Linked DNA regions of Homo sapiens: region 2 is linked to region 1. A link is a loop called in an ENCODE intact Hi-C map of the cell type or tissue named here. Cell type or tissue: CD14-positive monocyte. All regions are shown on one strand. Links, peaks and the distances in the headings refer to the core of each region. The heading gives the core; the rest is flanking DNA. Region 1 has its middle 270 kb from the start of MAFB. Region 2 has its middle 200 kb from the start of MAFB.

Region 1 (5,392 bases), core at 68-5,067:
ACCCACAGTATTCAGATCTTGGTTTCTAAATACTATTCTCCTTTAAAGTATTGAGGACTTGTTGGAAAATAGGCAGACTCCAGGGATGAAGCAGAAAAAAAATAGAAGATAACTCTGAAACATCATGTTGCATCAGGAAAGAAGAAAGTGTTCAAAGAATGATAGGGACATATCACAAAGATATGGACGCCAGCTTGAAGAGACTCCCACTAGCAACATCTAGGACAATTTGAGCACCAAAAATGGATGATAATCCAGTCAATAAAATAAGAATCTAGGAGTCTGTGATAATGTAAATAATCAATTAATCAATTTGAATGAAGAAGAAAGTCTTCCTTACAGAATATTGCCAACTTATAAATGTAAGAAGAACAATAAAGTTAGAAAATTATTGATAAATGCTAGATCTAGGGGTTGAATGTTTGATGAGAAACAGTGTATTGTATAGTCTCAAATAATTTACCTACAAAGGGAACACCAGTGGAAAACCAGTAAACTTATAATGGAGAATCAGACAGATACCTACTGAACCAAGTGATCAAAATTAATACCTCTAAAAATGGACAAATAAATATCATCACAACATTACTCCTTTAGTTTTTCTGCCAAAAAATGCATAATCTGAGTCAACCATGAAGAAACATCAGACAAACCCAATTTTAGGGACATTCTACCAAATATCTGACTTCTACCCTTCATAAATATCAAGGTCAAGAAAGGCAAATAAACAGTTTCAAAATAAAAAAGACCAAAGAGACATGACAATTAATGCAGTGTGTGATTCAAGATTAAATCTTGGAGGGGAAAAAAACAAATCATTAAAAAGAATATTAGACAATTGATGAAATATGAGTATGGACTGTAGGTTAGATAACAGTATTGTATTAATGTTAATGGTTAGGTAAGAGGAGTGTTTTGTACGTTCTCAAGTATTTAGTACAGGGGCACACTGTTTCTAAATTTTGTTTCATACAATTCAGGAAAAATTTATATAAATAAGATAGAGTTAGAAATATCAGTGTTATGTGTAGAAAGAGACAGGCATGTATAATGATTATACACACATACATGTACAACAAGTGAAGACAAATGTGAAAAGGAAGCATTGATGAATCTATATAAAAGATATTCAAGTGTTCCTTATACTCTTATTGCAAAATAAACAGTTGCTTTACAATATTTACATACACATATATATAAACAGCTATACTCTAAGTAGGTGGGAATTCAAGGAAGTAGGTACTATAATATACTGCCAGTGGGGAACACGTAAGTGGGTATTACTTTTCTAAATGTGGACAGTTGGCAATATAAATCAAAACCAATAACTTTGACATGGCAAAATAGAATTATGGAGATGGATGTGCATAAATCCAGAGCTACAATTCTCATAATACTGGAAATCTAGGAAGTCTAGAGATAACACAAATGACCAATAAGAGGAAACCAAGTGAACAAATTGTGGAACATCCATTTAGTGGAATAAGGATACAATCCTTAAAAGTTTTAGTGCAGAAAGCTATTTTATTACATAGGAATTTTTATACACTATATTAAGTGAAAAAAGCTAGTAGTAAAAAAGAAGGATGTGTAATTTGAACCAATTGTGCAAAAAAAAATACATATTAAGGTAGAAGACATTATTGGCCCTAGTTCTTGACTCCTTTCTGGATCTACATCCTTTGCCATTGACTTTGGAGTTAGTAATGGGCCTTGCTTTGACCAACAGAATGGGGCTGAAATGTGTGTGCACCAGTCCCAACCCTAGGTCATAAGTGCCCTCACACATTCCCACTCATTCTCCTGCATTTCTGCCCATCTCCATGAGAAGAATATAACTGGACTGGTGGCTTTCATTCCCAGGAGGAAAATGAGAGCCCCTTGGAGTAGAGCAGATCTACACAGCCAAGTCCAGCCTAGGTCAGTTAACCCCTAGCTGCCCCTTAGATTCATGAGATTAAGTGACTGCTGCATTAAGGCCTGAGATGAAGATGGCAGCATTTTCTGGAAATAGCTGATTGCTGTATACCTGAGGTACACACCTCAAAGGCTTTTTAAGGGCTACCTCTGGGTTGCATTATTACAGATTATTTCTATTTTCTTTTTATATGGTTTATCTATATTTTCCAAATATTTGAACTGCATATGTATTGTTCTTGGACTTTTTTTAAAAATGACCTACAAAATGATGACAAAAGTAATTCTAATGAGCTCAAGTTCAGTGGATCTCAAAGGATTCCTGGAAAATGAGTTTCAACACTCAAAGAAATAGATAGCTTCAATTTATTAAATGTCCATTATAACCCAGGCACTTTAATAAGCGCACCCTCTTTTTTTGGAGGGGGTTGCTTCACTATCCACAAAGCAAAAAAGTTATATAAGATGATTTCCATTTTAGAATTGAGAAAACTGTGAACATATAAGTTGAGTCAGATGCCTGAAGTTACTCAACTATAAAGTTTCAGAGCTGGAATTCAAACACAGGTGTGCCTAATGTGAATTCACCATCCCTGATTGATACAGAGACCTCTCTTTTCCCTGATCCAGACAGAATTCTGCTGTTGAGCTTAATAACTCAGCCCTCTATGGGGTCCTGAATGTGCAGCATTGCTCTGTTACTGTGAAATTACCCACACTATACACCCACCTCCCATAAGGTGGGATAGTAGGTTAAGAAAGCTGCAAATTCTTTGCCACTTTTCCCATTCATAGGTGGAATCTAATTCTCCTGCCTTTGAATGTGAGCTGGCCTTAGTGACTTGCTTTACCAACAGAATGCTGCAGAAATGAAGACCTGGGCTTCTGTGATGTCCTAAAAAGATTTTGAGCTTCCACTTGACCACTTGGAACCCCATCCCCTAACTCTGAGGAAGTCCAAGCCACCCTTTGAAGAAGCCCACATGAAGAGAATTGAGTCCCCCAGCAGACAGCCCCTGATCAGCTTCCAGCACCAAAGTGTCAGTCCTGTGAGTGAACCATCTTGGAAGTGAATACTTCAGCCCCAGCCCCAGTTAAGCTGCCCCCAGCTCATATCATGAAGCAGAGAGGAACTGACTCACCAGGCCTTGCCTCAATTGCTGATGCATGAGCAAAATGAAAAATTACTGTTGTTTGAAGCCATTGAGTTTGGTATAGTTTGTTGTGTAGCAATATATGACTGAAATAGTATCCTTTTTTTAAGTGATGAAGGTAGGGAGGAACAAAGGAAAGGGGGGAGGGAAAGAGGAAGGGAGGAAGGGAAGAAGTATTTGTCACATCATTTCATGGAGAAAATTGCATAAATAAGTAAAATTCTTAGTAAGCAAATGCACCCTGACTCCTGAGCCTCAGTGAAGGGTGCAGTTCTAGCTCAGCATCAGGCTCCTCTGAGGCTGCTCTCCTTGTCAGCAAAATCAGATTGGTAAAGAGCCTGAAGTTACTGATGCAAACCTGCATTTCTTCAGGCAACTGCAAAAGCAATGTCCACAGTAGAGAGGCAAAAGCTATGTTTATGCACTTTCCTGTGTATTTATTTATCCTGGCACAGGAATTTTCAAACTTGTCATTTTAAACCCAAGGAATTTTTCATCCATTTTGGAATTTCAATCACCATGTTACTGAATAAAGGAGATGATGTAGGGACAGCCAAGCTCTTCTGAGTGGCACAAATCTAGTCCCTGGTGACCTGCTGCCAAAAAGCATTCAACCAAAGGAAGCTAGACCCTGGCCATGAAGTGGCATTCTTGTGCAAGATGCTTATCTGAATGGCGGCATGCTTCTTGCCCTTGAATTGTGATTAAATCTTGATAGAATAGACTCTTCTCTCGGGGTCTCTAATTTCTAGAGTGGTAAACAGCACCTAAAAGTCCATCTGGTCCAGACACCTGACTCTAGGCTGAGAAATAAATAAATGCTCCAGGACAACTTGTATACCAGTCATTTGCCCATTTGTTCTCAGATCTCAGACCCTTCCTCTGCTCAGCTCTATATTGTATATGGCTGAGTTCTTAAAATTACATTCCCCAAATCTCTCAAAACTGGCTTATGATTAGGGATGGCCCACCCTAATCAGAGGTACTGGTGGAAGACTGAAGAAGAGGAGGAAGGGAGAAGCCAGAGTATCTTCCCCATCATTCTTTGACTTAGGCCAGTGACTGGAACTCTCCTGGCTCCCATTGGTGCAGGATGGATTTAGCTCCCAGGCTCCCAGGCTCTGTTAGCTCCACCTCCTCCCCTCTGCACACACATCCCAAGTTTAAGCTATTGATTTCTTACTCCTGATGTTCTGGTGCCAATAATCATGTTTCTACCACTGATTTCTTAGCTTCTTCTACTCCAGATTAAATGTTTCCAATTCCATCCCATACTTTAAAGCTGCTGAGGTATCTTACAGGATAAAGAAATCCTCATCAGTCTACCCTCCTTCAACCTGGTACAATTATGGATCCTTCTTATCCATGAGCCCAGCTCGTCCAGAATCTCATGAGGTCATCAGGGCTTGGATCTGAGTTCTTTCAGTTAGTATGTACTTAGCTCTCAAAATGCTCCATTTTAGAGTTAAGTCTTCTTCTGTGGGTAAGCAACTCCAGGTCAACTTACATAAGTCCCTGAAAGTTTTGGACTGTGCTGTGTATGTATTTTTATTGGCAGCACCCTGCCACCATCAGGCATAGAAGGAAAGCCCCGGTCCCATTCACTCTTCCCCCTCCCAACCATTCATCCATCCAACCATTTATCCACCTTTCCTTCATTCCATCCAACCATCCATCCATCCATCCATTCATCCATCCATCCATCCATTCATCCATCCAACCCCTCACTGATTCAAAGGATCTTATAGATTAAGTTTAGAGATTTGGGAAATAGAATGAATGTGAACTAAAATACACTTCACCACTTTTTACTTAACTGTGTGGTCTTGGCAAATTATTTACATTTCTGAGTCTTAGTGTGCCCATTTTACAGAATATGAACTAAGAATGAAATAAATCATTTAGCTACTCCAAGCCCCAGTTTTCTACTCTGTAAAATGGGATCAGTAATGATACCTACCCATTGGTGGATATTGTGAGGAATAAGTCAGACAGTCCCTATAAAGTGCCTAACATATGACCTTGAACATAGCGAACAGCAAGTAAGTGTTTGTTGTGATGATGATGATGATGATGATGATGATGATGATGATGTTGAAGAGGAGGAGAAGGAGGAGGGGAAGGACAAGGAGGAGGAGAAGGATGGAGATGGAAGAGGAGAACAAGGAGAAGAAGGAAAAAAGGAGGAAGAGGAGGCAAGGAAGATGATGCTATTCCCAGAAGCAATTCACAGGTCCCTCCACCTGGAAGTGAGTCCATATAAACTTTGAAAATTCCTATGAAGTATTCTGTCCATCTCCTGTGGTCCAAGCAATGCCAAA
Region 2 (5,392 bases), core at 283-5,282, 63 kb after region 1:
TGGCATAAAAATGAAAGGATTTGACTAAAACCACCCTCCCTGTTACCTGGTTCATATTTCCCACCTCTATTCCAACTACACTCCAGCTTGGCATCCCATATCAAAGTGTTTGCTGGCAAGCCAGGGCCTGGGGTTGAGATTCTAAGGGATAACTATGATCTCCTACCTAAGTAAGCCTAAAGATGAAGCTACATTTCTTAAGGGAAAGCAAGTCCTTCATGCCAAGGAGACTAAACACAAACTTCAAGCCTGGAACAATTAGGATAACACCAAGTTTAAAACAAGAGTAAAAGACCTGAGATAATTGTTCCCGACACTAACAGAGTACAGGAAATTTCCTTTATGGACTAGCATTTTGGTTAGTGAAGATAGGAGGGTGACTTAGCAAATACAAACCAAGATGGAAGGTACCACTTTCACCAGCATCACAGTCCACCAAGTATCAACAGCATCATGGTGGCTGTCTTGCATTTCATCTTTTACTGGGCATTTAGAATTCAGCAGATACAAAAAGGGCCTCTACTTTGCAGGAGTATATATTCCCACAGGGTGGAAATACAGAAAGACAAATTCAACAAATAAACTTTCACAAGCAACAAAAAGCTATTTGTCCCCAAAAGAGTGGCTAAGATACGAGGTGAACATTAATATACATTTGGAGATGTTTGGGTCTTTCTTTTCATAGGATTGGCCATCTTTAGAAGGCAATTATTTTAAAATAGCATTCTGTTTCCTCTGGTGGTACATTTCTACACCTTCCACAATGGTACTGCTTTTCAATGCTTTAAAAACCACAGTAGAAACACAAAGAAGGATATGTATGCATTCTCATTTTCTTGTACCTTCCTCCCCAAAATCACTTTCACCACCATTCTCATCACTTCTACTACCACTAGAATGGCACAATCCTGGGACATAGGCTGGGAAGAATGATACATCTTTTCTCATAACTGATAATGCTTGCTGATAACATGTACTCTCTTCCTGGTTTTAAAACTAATGTATGTCAATTATGTATTTGTTAAATACATTTGTTTACAAGTAGCAAAAACCAACTGAAGACAACATAAGCCTTGAAGGGGCCTATGATAGAAGGCCATAGGAGTTACTTGAGAACCTAAGGTGCAGGCTCCAGCCAGTCCTCCAAACAGACTGGACCCAGGAAGTCCCAGATATGCCCCTTCTTTCTGCTTCTCTCAGAGTCTTTTGCTCCAATCTTCTCTCATTCTATGCACTAGCTTTCTCCTAGCAGTTCCCAGAGGATCCAGAGCCTAGACAGCCAAAGCATTGAAAACCACTGTGAAAGATTTAGAAATGTACCACCAGAGGAAACAAAATGCTATTTTAAAATAATTGCCTTCTAAAGATGGCCAACCCTATGAAAAGAAAGACCCAAATAGCTCCATTTCATTTTCTTCTGGGTGCTACTAATGGAAAGCAGCCTAGTACGGTGGATGAGAGCTGACTCCACATTCTGCTAGCTGCATGACTTTGGGTAAGCTTTGCCCCTTGCAAAAATAAAAAGAAATAAGGCCCTCTTCAGAACAATGTTCATCCATGGAAAACACTCTGTGAGCAGGGGCTAACATAATTATTAATACAAAAGGGGTAGATGACCAGTTCTTTTGATTGAAAACACGCTGAAGGATTGTGGACATTCAAAGATAAGGCAGAAGATACCTTTAAAATTAGGAATCAGATATTATAGACTCACTCCAATTAACAAAGAGAGAAGAATTCCAAGTTTCCCAGAACAAACTGGGAGGAGAGAAACGGAGAGAGAGAAAAGTAGTATGGCAAGAGAAGGAAGCTTAACATGGTATAGTGTTACCCATGTGGAGAGCCAAATGGACTTTGAATAACAGGAATCTAATACAAGGGATCTTAATCCAGGGCCCATGGATCCCAATTGATATGGAGATAAAATTCAGGGAGTCCTTGAACTGAGTTGGGGGAAAAATTACAGCTTAGTTTCACCAACCTCCAACTAAAAATTAACATTTTCTTCAATTATAAATGTAGGCAACACATCACAATAGTTATTGGTAACTTTTGTGGCTTTGCAATCAATAGAAATCACAGATGGTCTCATGTCATATTGTAGTTGTTGAATACATTTCAAGATATCATTTATACTTATCATTACTTTAATATTATACTCAATTTCTGTCTAACCTGTGTATCATGTTACTGAATGCATTATTAATAAAGAAGCACTTTACATCACTGTATTACCAGTTTGCTTTTTCTTAAATATTTGATAACTTTATTTCAACATAATTCATTTTCTTTATAATCCTGTACATTTTATTGCATGAATTTAAAAACATAATATTTGAAAGGGTCTATAGTTTTCACAAAACTGCCAATAGGGTCCATGAAAACAAAAAAGAAAATCTTTAAGTATCTCTGATATAATATAGGATGTATTCATCTTTTATATGGTATATGATAATAACCCTTCTCTTAAGCCATAGATCTTTAGTAAGAGTCTAGTATGGTACATGCAAGAGATTCATATTCCAGATTGTTTGAAGGAGGACTGGAGGTAGAAATAAAAGAGAAGGAACTATGCCCCATGCATTGGTTAAGCTACCAGATCAGAGATATAAGAACCACACACTTTGGGAGGCCAAGGTGGGAGGATCGCTTGAGGCTCGGAGTTCGAGACCAGCCTGGGCAACGTAGTGAGACCCTGTCTCTACAAAAATAATTTAAACACACACACACACACACACACACACACACACACACACACACACACACACAAAAGAGAGAATGGAATAATGGAATTCTAAAGATAAGAAGTCACTATCAGAGGTGATGATGAGAATGCAAGTCCTCAAGGATCCACACAACTCATTAGGAAGATGTGGACTTTCCACAGGACATGGGATGGCAGTTAAAATCCGCACTGTCTAACTCAAAAGTGGCAGGTTGGCCCCAAACTGACACCTGTGGCTTTAATAATATAAAGACCACCAGTAACCCAAGCACCACCCAGAAATAATTACCATTATTATGCTCATATAGGTCTTCCAGTTATTTTTCTGTATATGCATACATGTATGGTGTTGTATTCATATGAAGAAAAGTTTATTGTATTAACATATATGAATACAATCAATTTTCAAAACTAGACTCAATGAAAGCACACAAATCTTACTTTTTAAACTTTGTCATGCCCAAAATATAATTTTTGTGGTTATATCATGTTTCATCATATGGAGATGCCATCTGCTGTCACTAAATCCTCTAATATTTGACATTTACATTGTGTTTAATATTTCACTTATAAATAATGCTATACAGAAAAATTCTTATACATAATTTTTATTAAACTGATTATTTCCTTAGAATAAACTCCAAGTTATAGAAAAATTAGGTCAAAGTCTACTAACACTTTACCACTCATGAAATTCATTGCCAAATCATTTTTTGTTACAATGTTAATAGCCTCATCGGCAATGTGTAAAAAACTCACTTTGCCATCTTTTTCATCACTGCATATTATCCTTTTTTAAAATATTATTTTTTGTTTTTAATTATAAGGCATGTTTGTAGCTAACTTGGCAAAGTTGTCTGCAATAGTACTTCTCATTGCTGCACGCACCCCTCCTTTGCAATTTGACGTTGCTGCTCCTTCTATCAAGTTGAATGACATGACAGGAAACAGAAACAAGTGTCTCAGCTAGGGTCCTCTAGATCAACCGGCCCCCAGCAAATCCACCAGCTGACTGCAATAGAATTGTGTAACTGTGGGCAAGACCAACAGAAGAAACACCCAGCTGAGCACAGCCCAAATTATTGGCCCTCAGAGTCATGAGTCAATAGAATGGTTGTTATTTTAGCCACTAAGTTTTGGGTTGATTTCTTACATAGCAGTAGATAACTGATATAATGTTCACTTTTGTCATAAAAATGTATATTAAATTTTAGGGAAAAGTAGTAAAATGAATCCAGTATTCCACCATCCAACATAGAAGAGACCACTGCTAACAATTTGATGTATTTTATTCCCATCTCTTTTATGTCAGTATGCATGTACTATATGGATATCAGAACTATAAACTAACCTTGCTTTTAAAGATTGTTACAAAAATTCTACAAGCACACCAGCAAATGTAATTCATTAAAATATTAAAAACAGTTATTTAAAATCACTAATAAAGAGATTATTTAATGCTATTAATGAGAGCTATTTAATGCTATTATTTAATGATACATTACAAATATATGTATCAGGTCAATGAAAGTGCAATTATCTGGATAAATATTAATAAGTAATTGGTAAGTTTGATGTCCATTTTTTAGGAAAAAAAATCATAGAATATAAGGAATAGGAAAATTCAAACCTAATATGACATGATTAAAATGTCTACCTTGAAAGCAATAGTCAATTTTATACCTAATGGCACTATATAAGCGGCATTGCTATTAGAAGTAGGAGCAAGTCAAGAATGTTCCCTACAATATCATCACTAATAATTGCTCTGGAAATTCTAGTTAAAGCAATAAAACAAGAAGAACATTGAAATGTAACTATTAGAAAAAAGAAAATGAATTTATGAACACTTACTCATGACATTACCACACATCTCAAATCCTAAGACAATCAAATAAAAATGTGTTAATTTGAAGATTGAGTATAAGGGCTTGATATAAAATAAATATACATTTTTTCAAAATTGCAATAATAACATATTAGAAAACTAATGGAAATCTATCATCTTTGTAACTTTAAAAATATTTAATACCTCCTATATGTAATTTAAAATATAAATCATCTAGAAATAAGCTAATTACTAAATGTGGAAAAAAAAGAATGAGCTTACATAACTGATGACAAAGAGATTGTCTATTAAATTATGGTGTGTCCATAAGTAATACTACCCAGTCATTAAAAATCGTGTTTTTGAAGAATGTTTAAAAACTTGTCAAAAAGTTGTAATATAGGGTTAGGAAAAGATTCATGATACAAAATACTATATGCAATATCATCTCAAATGTGTGTGTGTCTCTGTCAACATCTGTCTCTGCTTCTAAAAAGAGGTCAATAGAAAGAGACCTGAAGACAAGCTGAGCTGTTGCTCTGGCTCCCTCATCTCAGCCAATGGCTTGTTCCCCAAAGCTGCCCCCAAGACCACAGCCTGGTGCCAACGATGCGTGACATCCTCTATTCTACTTTGGAAGAGAACCAGCCTAACAAGCCTCTACAGTCCCTGTCACAGATGGAGTTCTTTACAGCAGAGATGAGCACCTGGCCTTGGGAAACCAGAGAAACAGGTCAACTGAATGGGTCACCACCATCAGTGTTCTGTAAGCGTGAGAACTCATTCTTCTTCAGCCTTCATTGTGCCTGGAGATCATCATCACCATCACCCCATGGTCA

Evidence for each region. Hi-C counts contacts between places; a loop is a spot of excess contacts. Peaks named below come from ENCODE experiments on the same cell type or tissue, not always from the same donor. Only the 100,000 strongest peaks of a DNase experiment are listed, where the experiment ranks them.
Region 2: it touches region 1 in a loop (2.0-fold over the local background); 2 of 110 quality-filtered maps call a loop at or near these places.

What each region holds. Positions count from the first base shown.
Region 1 is chr20:40,419,738-40,425,129 of GRCh38, forward strand. No RefSeq gene overlaps it. Among named protein-coding and RNA genes, the nearest start is that of MAFB, 270 kb to the right of the region's middle. In CD14-positive monocyte, for the core only: no CTCF peak of the experiment used is centred there; a DNase peak (open chromatin) is centred at 3,144; H3K27ac peaks cover 507 bases; H3K27me3 peaks cover 893 bases.
Region 2 is chr20:40,482,726-40,488,117 of GRCh38, forward strand. No RefSeq gene overlaps it. Among named protein-coding and RNA genes, the nearest start is that of MAFB, 200 kb to the right of the region's middle. In CD14-positive monocyte, for the core only: no CTCF peak of the experiment used is centred there; no DNase peak of the experiment used is centred there.